Linked DNA regions of Homo sapiens: region 1 is linked to region 2. A link is an interaction called in ENCODE POLR2A ChIA-PET data of the cell type or tissue named here. Cell type or tissue: K562. All regions are shown on one strand. Links, peaks and the distances in the headings refer to the core of each region. The heading gives the core; the rest is flanking DNA.

Region 1 (5,379 bases), core at 81-5,080, 250 kb after region 2:
TGGGTAGCTGCATAACAGAAAGCTGTGAGGGAATGAAATCCTGGTACACTGAGATCATACTGGACAATGAAAATGTACAAATGCTGATTGAATTTATTTAAAAAAGGATAGGAGTCCAAGATCACTGTTAAACCTGTAAGACTAGAAAGATGGTAATGCTATTGCTTATAATAGTAGCTAACATTTATTGAGGTCTTAACATATTCCAGGTATTGTGCTAAGCTGTGTGTGTCTATATATAACATGAACAAAAACAACCATAGTAAGTTGTAAATACTATTTTTGACCCCATTTTACGTGTGAGAAAATTGAGGCTCAGGAGATTAAATAATTTGATCAAGGTCTCCCAGCTAATAAGTGACAAAACTAGGATTCAATTTCTGATACATTTGACCCTAAAATTTGTGTTATTGATCAATAATTATACCGACAAGTTGGTTTCCTGTAATTTCTTTGGTTTGCCCAATATCTTTGAAGGGTTGGTAGCACATCTAGTGAATCATGTGGGACAAATAGAAACAAATAGAAACTAGAGCTTTAGAATGTAGAGTGACACTTTAGGAGGCTGAGGTGGGTGGATCACGAGATCAGGAGTTCAAGACCAGCCTGGCCAACATGGTGAAACCCTGTCTCTACTAAAAATACAAAAAAATTTGCTGGGCATGGTAGCACACGCCTGTAATCGCAGCACTTTGGGGGGCCGAGGCGGGCAGATCACCCGATGTCAGGAGTTCAAGACCAGCCTGGCCAACATGGTGAAACCCCATCTCTATTAAAAATATAAAAAATTAGCTGGGCGTGGTGGTGCATGGCTGTAATCGCAGCTACTTGGGAGGCTGAGGCAGGAGAATTTCTTGAACCCTGGAAGTGGAGGTTGCAGTGAGCTGAGATCACGCCATTGCACTCCAGACTGGGCAACGAGCAAAACTCCATCTCAAAAAAAAAAAAAAAAAAAAGATGTAGAGTGAAGTTAATTAAGGCTATGGAATAAATTCAAGAGAGTCATAGTGAGAGTTTATAAGATTCTTGGAGGAAGGACGTAGAGAATGGAAAAGGTAGGCACTGTCAACTCAGGGAGATACCAGCATTTTAAAAGGTGGAAAGAGGAATCAGTCTGGGAAAAAACAGAAACAGAAAAAAGATTCAGTAACTAGGCCTGTACTAGAATTCATAGAATCCTAAAACTAGGCCGGGCGCAGTGGCTCACGCCTGTAATCCCAGCACTTTGGGAGGCCGAGGCAGGTGGATCACCTGAGGTGAGGAGTTTGAGACCAGTCTGCCCAACACGGTGAAACCCCGTCTCTACTAAAAATACAAAAAATAGCTGGGTGCCATTGGCAGGCGCCTATAATCCCAGCTACTCAGGAGACAGGCAGGGGAATCGCTTGTGCCGGGGAGGTGGAGGTTGCAGTGAGCTGAGATGGCGCCTCTGCACCCCAGCACTGGCAACAGAGCGAGACTCCATCTCAAAAAAAAAAAAAACAAAAAAAACAAAAAAAAAAACAAAACCAGAAAAATCCTAAAACCAGAAGGAACCATAGTGACCTTCTAAGTTATTTCACAAATGAGAAGCAATCTGAAGCTGGGTGCAGTGGCTCACGCCTGTAACCCTAGCACTTTAACACTTTAGGAGGCTGAGGCGAGTGGATCACTTGAGCCCAGGAGATGGAGACCAGCCTGGGCAACATCGCAAACCTCGTCTCTTAAAAAAATACAAAAATTAGACAGTTGTGGTGGAATGCATCTGTAGTCCCAGCTGCTTGGGAAGCTGAGGTGGGAGAATCGCTTGAGTCTGGGAGATTGAGGGTGCAGTGAGCGGAGGTCGCACCACTGCTCTCCAGTATGGGCAACAGAGTGAGACCCTGTCTCAAAAAAAATAAATAAATAAATAAATGAGAGAGAAGCAATCTCAGATTAAATGATATTCTTAACGTTGTATAGTGAGGTGATACTGTTTTACACAAGGCAAATAAGAGTCATAGCTGAAGCTTGAAGAAAACTCTTGAATGAAATACAGAAAATGAGAAAGCAAAGACTCACCATTGGTGTAAAGCCTACAGGTGAGAGCAGGATGCTGTGGGCAGGTGGACTACAATCACACACAGAAAAAGGAAACATTGACATGTGGCGGGTGAGCCAAAGTAATGCAGTGTCATTGGAGCTATGAGAATTAAAATTTTCAAGAAATGAATACTTTCTAGGTAAGAAGAATGAGGACTGCTAAAATGCCATTTAATTTTCCAAGGAGGCAGTCTGTAACTCACAAAATTATGGTTTCATTAGTCTTGGAAATACGGACTAGAGTACCAGGTCTTAATTTGAGATTGTGTTTTTCTTGGATCCTTGTTTATGTCTATTTTGTAACAGTCACAGTATATGCACTATGAATTTTTCTAGAACTGTACTGTGTAGTATGGTAGCAACTAGCCGTAAGTGGTTATTAAAATAGAAATTTAAAACTTGGTTCTTCATTTGCACTAGCCACATTTCAAGTGCTCAGTAGCCACATATGTCATTTTGGACAGCACCTTGGACCAACCTCCTCTCTGTCATACTGGACAGCACAGATAATAGAACTCTCTCATCACTGCAGGAAGTTAGGTTAGACAGTACGTTAGACTCCCCTGAGATTGGTCTTAGAAGGGAAGGGGAGGTAGTAGGATGGTTTCTTTAGGGGAGGTGAGAAGATGAACCATAGAGGACCACTGAACCAGTTTTGAGAGTACGGGAGTGACAGCAGTGCTGGGGCTGAGGAGTTCCCAGGTTCCAGTTCCTTTTACAGTGGCTATATTTGGGAGCTGGATGGTTAACGTTACTTCATGTTAGAACATCAAGTATGACTTTAAGTGGTGTGGTTATATACATGTTTCTTGTTCTTTCCAGTTCCTCTGTAAAATATCCCAGGTGCGCTTGGGAAAAATGTATGGTCAATGTGGTAATTCACACAAAGGAATATTATTTTGAATTCCTGAAGCAGCCAGCAATATCAAATGCAGTGTGACTAATTTTAGAATCAAACTAGTAGTAAAAATGTAAAGCATTTCCTTATTCACTTTTAACTTTCTTCTTTGCTCTTCACAATTTCTAAATTTTTATTGTTTGAAGGAAGTCTTAAACCTTGGATTTAAACTGGTTTAACTGATTTCTTATTTAAAAACTGGGTAATAGATTTTCCCATTAAAAACAGGTTTTTGGCTAGGCGCGGTGGCTCATGCCTGTAATCCCAGCACTTTGTGAGGTCAAGATGGGTGGATCACCTGAGATCAGGAGTTTGAGACCAACCTGACCAACATGGCGAAACCCCGTCTCTACTAAAAATACAAAAAATTAGCTGGCTGTGGTGGCACGCGCCTGTAATCCCAGCTTCAGCTACTCGGGAGGCTGAGGCAGGGGAATTGCTTATCCCGGGAGGCAGAAGTTGCAGTGAGCCGAGATCACGTCACTGCACTCCAGCCTGGGCAGCAGAGTGAGACTCGCTCTCAAAACAAAAACAAAAAACAAAAGAACAGGCCGGGTGCAGTGGCTCATGCCTGTAATCCCAGCACTTTGGGAGGCCGAGGCAGGTGGATCATGAGGTCAGGAGTTCAAGACGAGCCTGGCCATGATGGTGAAACCCTGTCTCTACTAAAACTACAAAAAAAAAAAAAATTAGCCAGGCGTGCTGGCAGGTGTTTGTAATCCCAGCTACTCGGGAGGCTGAGGCAGGAGAATTGCTTGAACCCCGGTGGTGGAGGTTGCAATGAGCCAAGATCACGCTGATCGCACCACTATACTCCACTCCAGCCTAGGCGACAGAGTGAGACTGTCTCAAAAAAAAAAACCCCACAGTTTTTTAAAAATGATTTTCATATCATAGAGAGTGGGAAGGTAAGCCACAGTCTTCTTAAGATTTCCAATAAATGCAACAGATTAGATCCAGAATATTTAAGAATGTCTATACACAAGTAAGAAAAAGACAACCCAGGAGAAAACTGAGAAAACACTTGAACTAGTACTTTACTAAAGAGGAATTCCAAGTGGCCAATAAATGTTTGAAAAGGTGCTGAACCTCATCAGTAATCAAGAGATTGAAAAATAAAACCACAGTGGGTACTACTTTACAAGTTGATGATTCCAAGTACTGGAAAGAACGTGGAGCAGTGGAGACACTCATACGATGCTGTGGGAGCTTGTGGGAGTGTGAATTGGTGCCTCAACTTTGAAAATGCTCTGGAACGATCCAGGAAGGTTTAAAATACACATATTCTGTGACTCAGAAATTCCACTCTTGAGATAAATCTCTCAGAGAAAGTTGTGTGTATGTATACCAGGATATATAGTATGATAAGACTGTCCATAGCATTATTCATATTTGACAAAATAGAAACAACTTAAGTGATGATCACCAGTAGAATGGATAAATCAATTGTGTGAAAATGAGCTGGCCAAGTGCGGTGGCTCACACCTATAATCCCAGCACTTTGGGAGTTTAAGGTGGGTGGATCACAAGGTCAGGAGTTCGAGACCAGCCTGACCAACATGGTGAAACCCCGTCTCTACTAAAAATACAAAAAATTAGCCGGGTGTGGTGGCGGGCGCCTGTAATTTTAGCTACTCAGGAGGCTGAGGCAGGAGAATCGCTTGAACTTGGGAGGCAGAGGTTGCAGTGAGCTGAGATCACACCACAGCACTCCAGCCTGGGCAACAGAGTGAGACTCCATCTCAAAAAAAAAAACAAGAAAATGGATGAGCTATAACTATATGCAGTTGCAGGAATGAACCTTAGAAACATAATGTCGAGAAAGTGAAGTGTGAAGCATAATATATACGGTGCAAATATATTTAGTAAAGTTCAAAAACAAAAAATATAAGTGCTAAAAGTACAAAGAAAAGGAAATAATTGCCATAAAAATCAGGATAATGGTTACCTCTAGGGGAGAAGGAAAAAGCTGTGATTAGGAAAGGGAGCTTTGGGTTGGGAGTCAGGGATATATTTCTGAAGTATTGGAAATACTCTGTTTCATGACCTTGGTGGTGATTATATGGTTGTTCATGTTATACTTTTAAAAAATTGAATTGTATGTTTATGATTTATTCACTTTTCTTCATTTATGTTCGACTTTTGTTGAGGCTAACTTCTTCATTGTTAACTCATGTATTTCTCATGGCACCTCTTCTTTTTGGCCATCTCTTTTTAAATTCTCTTCCTTTCTCTCTACCATCCCTCCTCCCCAGTTAGGCACTTATTGTTTTCTTAATACCCTGTGCACATTTTTTTATTGTCACAGTAAACAATATCATCTTTTCTTCTACTAGATTGGCAGCTTCTTGAAGGAGGTATATTAGTTTTCTGTTGCTAAATAGCAAATTATTACAAATTTAGCAGCTTAAAATAGCATC
Region 2 (5,379 bases), core at 116-5,115:
TCTCCCTCACTAAAGTGGCTCCCATTCAACACACAGGTTGCTCTCTGTAAGATCACTCTCATAGCAGCTACCTTAATTCAAAATTATGTTTATTTACTTTATCTTCTACTAGATCCTAAGCTCAGTGACACCAGGAATCCTCTCCACCTGGTTCACCACCAAATCCTCAGTGCCTAGAACGAGCCTGACGCAAAGGAGGCACTCTGAGTCCCTGGGGAGTGGATGGGAGCTGAGCGGGCTCCCGCAGGGCAGTCTGGGGGTGGAAAGTCGGCCTGTGGCCACAAAAGAAGTTTCCATGGAAAGCTCCTTGCAGAGAGCAGCAGAATGGAGCCCAGACTGGCTTTTTATGGTTTTATGGAAGGCACAGGCCCACGTTGGCTCAGACTTTTTCATGAGGCACCCCCTCCCACCATCTAAGTACTGACCAGCTGGCTAAGCACACACATCTCTACCTCCTCCCTCCAAGACCCAGGACCAGAGTCTGAGGTCACCATCACTGGGAAACTTCCCATCCAGTCATCTATAATTAAAGTCCTTTCCACCCCTTAGCTCAATGCCTGTGGCAGAAAATGCTTTAATATGATCTCCAAATAGACAGCTGCTTTCCATTTTGTTTTCCTTGAAGTCAGCCATATCTAAAAGTACTAAAGCCAAAATAATTAAAAGTGCATAAAAACTCAGTCCCTTGGCCAGGCGTGGTGGCTCACGCCTGTAATCCCAGCACTTTGGGAGGCTGAGGCAGGTGGATCACCTGAGGTCATGAGTTCGAGACCAGCCTGGCTGACATGGTGAAACCCTGTCTCTACTAAAAATACAAAAAATAGCCAGGCGTGGTGGCGGGCGCCCACAGTCCCAGCTACTCGGGAGGCTGGGGCAGGAGAATCGCTTGAACCCAGGAGGCGGAGGTTGCAGTGAGCTGAGATCACGCCACTGCACTCCAGCCTGGGTGACAGAGCAAGGCTCCGTCTCAAAAACAAAAATAACAAAAAAAAACAAAAAAAACACAAAAAACTCAGTCCCTTGAACAATGCACTGTTCTCAATGTAGTCTGTTGCATGCGTGTTTCTTAAACATGCAGCTATTTCCACTGCAGGGCTCCCAAAGACTCTTCAGGGTAGCTGTCTGCCATCTTCATGTTTTGTGCCAGGCCTTATTCTCTGTAAATATTAAGTTCTCAAACTTCACACACCACTTTCTTGCCTTTTAGTTTGGGAACAGAAATGGCTGTGGGAGGCGGGTGCTCAGTCTCCTCAGCCTTGAAAGTCAAGTAATTAGTTGCCCTGAGGTGACTGAGCACAGGGGGCTTGACTCCCAGGGACCAAACTCATAAGATACTGTCACAAAATCACGATGCTCACATATCAACCTGGAATCTTGGAGACATTTTTTAATGCTAGAAACACTTGGGGCTTCTCTCAAGGGCCCGCTCCACTGTCAAGGTATAACACATGGAAAGCACTCCTACTCCAGAAAAAAAGAAAACAGCGTGCGCATCCTTCCTCACTGCTGGGCTCACTGTGTTCCATTCCAACATGACCATCTTGCAGAGGTCACAGCTGGGGGCTTTCCTGTGAGGCAGCAGCAGGGGCTCCCCTCAAAGGGGCAGGCATTCCCAGTACTAACATTCTCAGCAGAGGCAAGGTATCCGCAGCAAACCGGGTCACACAAGGCAGGAAAGAGAACTCAGGTGTTTCTGGACATGAAGCCTACATGGGCCCTTGCCACTCCCAAGTGGGAGGCAAAGGTCCTGCCCCCGAGGAGGGCAAGCTGGGGTTATGCAGGGAAACAGCCAATGCAGAGACCTCACACTGAAGAGCTTCAGACCAGCAAGTTTCTGTGTCAGCTTCCCAAATCCTACAACTGGCAGCCTACCTAAACATGTTCTACTTGGCTGATTTGTTTGGCCAGCCTGCTGTTTTAAAAAGCAGTGTAACTAGGCAGCTAAGCTATGCTTGAACTCAATACAAACAGTTTGTACTTACTATGTTAAAACTATCCATATCATCTTTGTTAATTGCCTGGACACTATGGGCATTTGAGTTTTGAGATTCCTGACCATATATATCTATATATGCACTATAATCAAATAACTATTATATATATATTTGGCCATTCCTCTTCCGAACATTTCGTAGAGTCTTGCTTGAAAGTTCCAACCCAGCTCAGCTATACGTGGGAGCTTCCTTGAGGTCATGCAAACGGGAAACCTGACAAGTTCTCAAGCCCTCATTCAAAAAGACACCTAACATTCCTTAGAGAAGTAACCATTCTCAAACAAAAGTCAGAAATAATTACACAGGAACATCAAGTGATATAGTAGACAGTGTTCTCACCACCACTGTATCATACATGCAGAGATGACACTCACATGGCTCGTTTCACAGGGACCTTCAATAAAAGCCAAGGGTCTAACATTAGGCACACCCAATGCAGACACCTTGATCGTCCTGAGAGACATTCCAGTCACCAGATTAGGCTTCGGTGGCGACCAGTTCTCCTCCGATAACACACCACATACACTCTGCAGTGACTACCTTTCGGGGGTCTGTCCTGCTCACCTGATGTCCCCTCCTCTCAGACCTGCCCCTCCCTCATAGGATTTGGCCTCTGCAGCTGCAGAGACTATGCTTTGGTCACGGAGGACTGAGCCAGGAAGAGACACCAGACCCAAGGTGAGCCCATTGTTCTGTCCCCTGGCACCGTGAGAGAATGCGAACCATGCTCTGTGGCGCAGGGCCATGCAATGGCGCTGCTGGAGGACGGCAGCTACACTCCACTGGGCCCTGAAGCCACAGAGAGAGGGAGAAAGCCGATCTGCAGGGGGTGGGGGGATAAGATGCTCATGCAGAAAGCAGCAGGGGTGGAGGTGGAGGGAGGGAGGGAGAAAAGCAACAGCAGCAGCAGCCGCCTCCCATCTGCCCCCCAGCTCCAGAAGCCATGCTGTGCCTTTACAGTCTCTGTGTAATTTAAGCAGGCTGGACGTTTCTGCCACTTGCCACCAAATCAATAGTAGCTAAAACTGAAGGCAGAACACTATTATTTTTAACTTTTTATTTTTATGGGTAGGTCGTAGTTCTATATATTTACGGGGTACTATTTTGATATAGGCATACAATGTGTAATAATCACCTGAGGGAAAATGGAGTATCCACCCCCTCAAGCATTTCTCCTTTGTGTTACAAACAATCCAATTATACTCTTTTAGTTATTTTTATATGTGCAATTAAATGATCATTGACTATAGTCGCTGTGTTATGCTAGCAAATACTAGTTCTTATTCATTCTCTTTAACTTTTTGGTACCCATTGACCATCCCATCTTCTCCCCACTGCACAGACCCTCACTACCTGTCCCAGCCTCTGGTAACCATCATTCTACTACATCTCCATGAGTTCAATTGTTTTAATTTTTAGCTCCTACAAATAAGTGAGAACATGCAAAGCTTGTCTTTCTGTGCCTGGCTTATTTCACTTAACATAATGACCTCCAGTTCCATCCACGTTGTTGCAAATGACAGATCTCATTCTTTTTTTCTGGCTGAATACTACTCCATTGTGTATATGTACCACATTTTCTTTATCCATTTATCTGCTGATGGACAGTTAGGTTGCTTCCAAATCTTAGCTATTGTAAAAAGTGCTGGAACCAACATGGGAGTGCAGATATCTCTTCAATATACTGATTTCCTTCCTTTTGGGTATATACCCAGCAGTGGCACTGCTGGATCCTATGGTAGCTCTATTTTTTGTTTTTGGAGGAACCTACAAACTATTCTCTGTAGTGGTTGTACTAATTTACATTCCCACCAACAGCATATGAGGTGTATTAATTCTCAGTTTTGACCCCTATTCTGAGAATGCCTCATTTATAATGACCTTATAACGACACTGGAACCTGTGCTTCCCCCATTCCACTCCTCTTCTGTCCTTCCCCAAGACAAAGTGTTACCCGAGCTGTCAAAACTGCCATAATTACAACTGCCAGATCAAGTGGGCATTTTTTCACTAGGAGAACAGGGCTTGCCTACCAAATTAAAGGCAGGCCACTAAACAACGGAGTCTCAGGACTCTGTTCTTGGTCTGTTCTCCGCACCATGACGAGCACTCATAGCTTTAAATACGATTCACATGCCGCCAACTCCCGAAGGTTGATCTCCAACCCAACCTTCTCCCCTGAACTCAGACAACTGCGCATCTAACATCTCCACTTGAATGTTTACTACGTATCTCAAATGCAACCTGTGCAAAACTGAGCCTGTGCTATTGTCCTGCAGACCTGTTCCTCTAAATCTTCCTCATTCTTGACTCCCCTTTCCTGCACACTCCACGGCCCAGTGCTCGGCAAGTCCTATCAATGCCACCTTCACATATATCTAGGATCCTCCGCTACCAGCCTAGTCCAAGCCTTCATCCCTTCTTGCCTGGATTATTGCAGTAGCCTCCCAACTAGACTCTCCGCTTCCACTGTAGTTCCTCCAGATTCTGGTCAACACAGCCTGCAGGATCTTGCGGAACATAAATCAGATCATGTCACGCCTCACCAAACTCCTGCCAGAGTAAAAGCCAAAATCTAGAGTTTGCCTACAAGGCCCTCCATGTTCTGGGTCTCCATTGTCCCTCTGACCTCATTCCTACCTGGTTCACTGCACTTTGGTCACAGTGGCTTTCTTGCTGTCTTTGGAACATAGCAAGCCAGCTCCTGCTTCAGGGCCTTTGTCCTTACTGTTCCCTCTACCTAGAACACTCTTCCCTCAATATCCACAGTCCTTTACTAAAATGTTTACTAAGACATTCTCTGGCCACCCCATCTATCCCACCCCAACCCTGACTATCCCCCTTCTCTGCTTCCATTTTTTCCTCCTCCTTGGCACTTTATTACATTATAGCATTCTACATGTTGTACATATTTATCTTGTTTGTTGTTGTTCAGTCTCATTAGAATATAAGCTCTTTGAGAACAGGAATTTTTGTCTGTTTTGTTCACTGTTGTATCTCCAACATGTACAGCAGTGCCCTGCACACAACAGACACACAATATTGATTGATTGATTCATTGAGATGGAATCTCGTTCTGTTACCCAGGCTGGAGTGCAGGGGTGCAATCTTGGCTCACTGCAACCTCCACCTCTCAGGTTCAAGCAATCCTCCTGCCTCAGCCTCCCAAGTAACTGGGGTTACAAGCATGCACCGCCATGCCTGGCTAATTTTTGTATTTTTAGTAGAGACGGAGTTTCACCATGTTGGCCCGGCTGGTCTCAAACTCCTAACCTCAAATGATCTGCCCACCTCGGCCTCCCAAAGTGCTGAGATTACAGGTGTGTGCCACCACGCCTGGCTGGTACATAATTAAATGAATTAAGAGAGTTTTGGCTGGGTGTGG

What was found. Peaks named below come from ENCODE experiments on the same cell type or tissue, not always from the same donor. Only the 100,000 strongest peaks of a DNase experiment are listed, where the experiment ranks them.
Region 1: POLR2A ChIA-PET joins it to region 2 with 5 read pairs; 3 of 35 experiments call an interaction of 5 or more read pairs at or near these places.

What each region holds. Positions count from the first base shown.
Region 1 is chr3:197,796,392-197,801,770 of GRCh38, forward strand. The region is part of intron 1 of LRCH3 (leucine rich repeats and calponin homology domain containing 3); the gene reads left to right. Among named protein-coding and RNA genes, the nearest start is that of LRCH3, 7.8 kb to the left of the region's middle. RefSeq lists an enhancer at 2,653-2,702. In K562, for the core only: no CTCF peak of the experiment used is centred there; a DNase peak (open chromatin) is centred at 2,590.
Region 2 is chr3:197,547,882-197,553,260 of GRCh38, forward strand. The region is part of intron 2 of BDH1 (3-hydroxybutyrate dehydrogenase 1); the gene reads right to left. Among named protein-coding and RNA genes, the nearest start is that of BDH1, 5.4 kb to the right of the region's middle. In K562, for the core only: no CTCF peak of the experiment used is centred there; no DNase peak of the experiment used is centred there; H3K27me3 peaks cover 1,630 bases.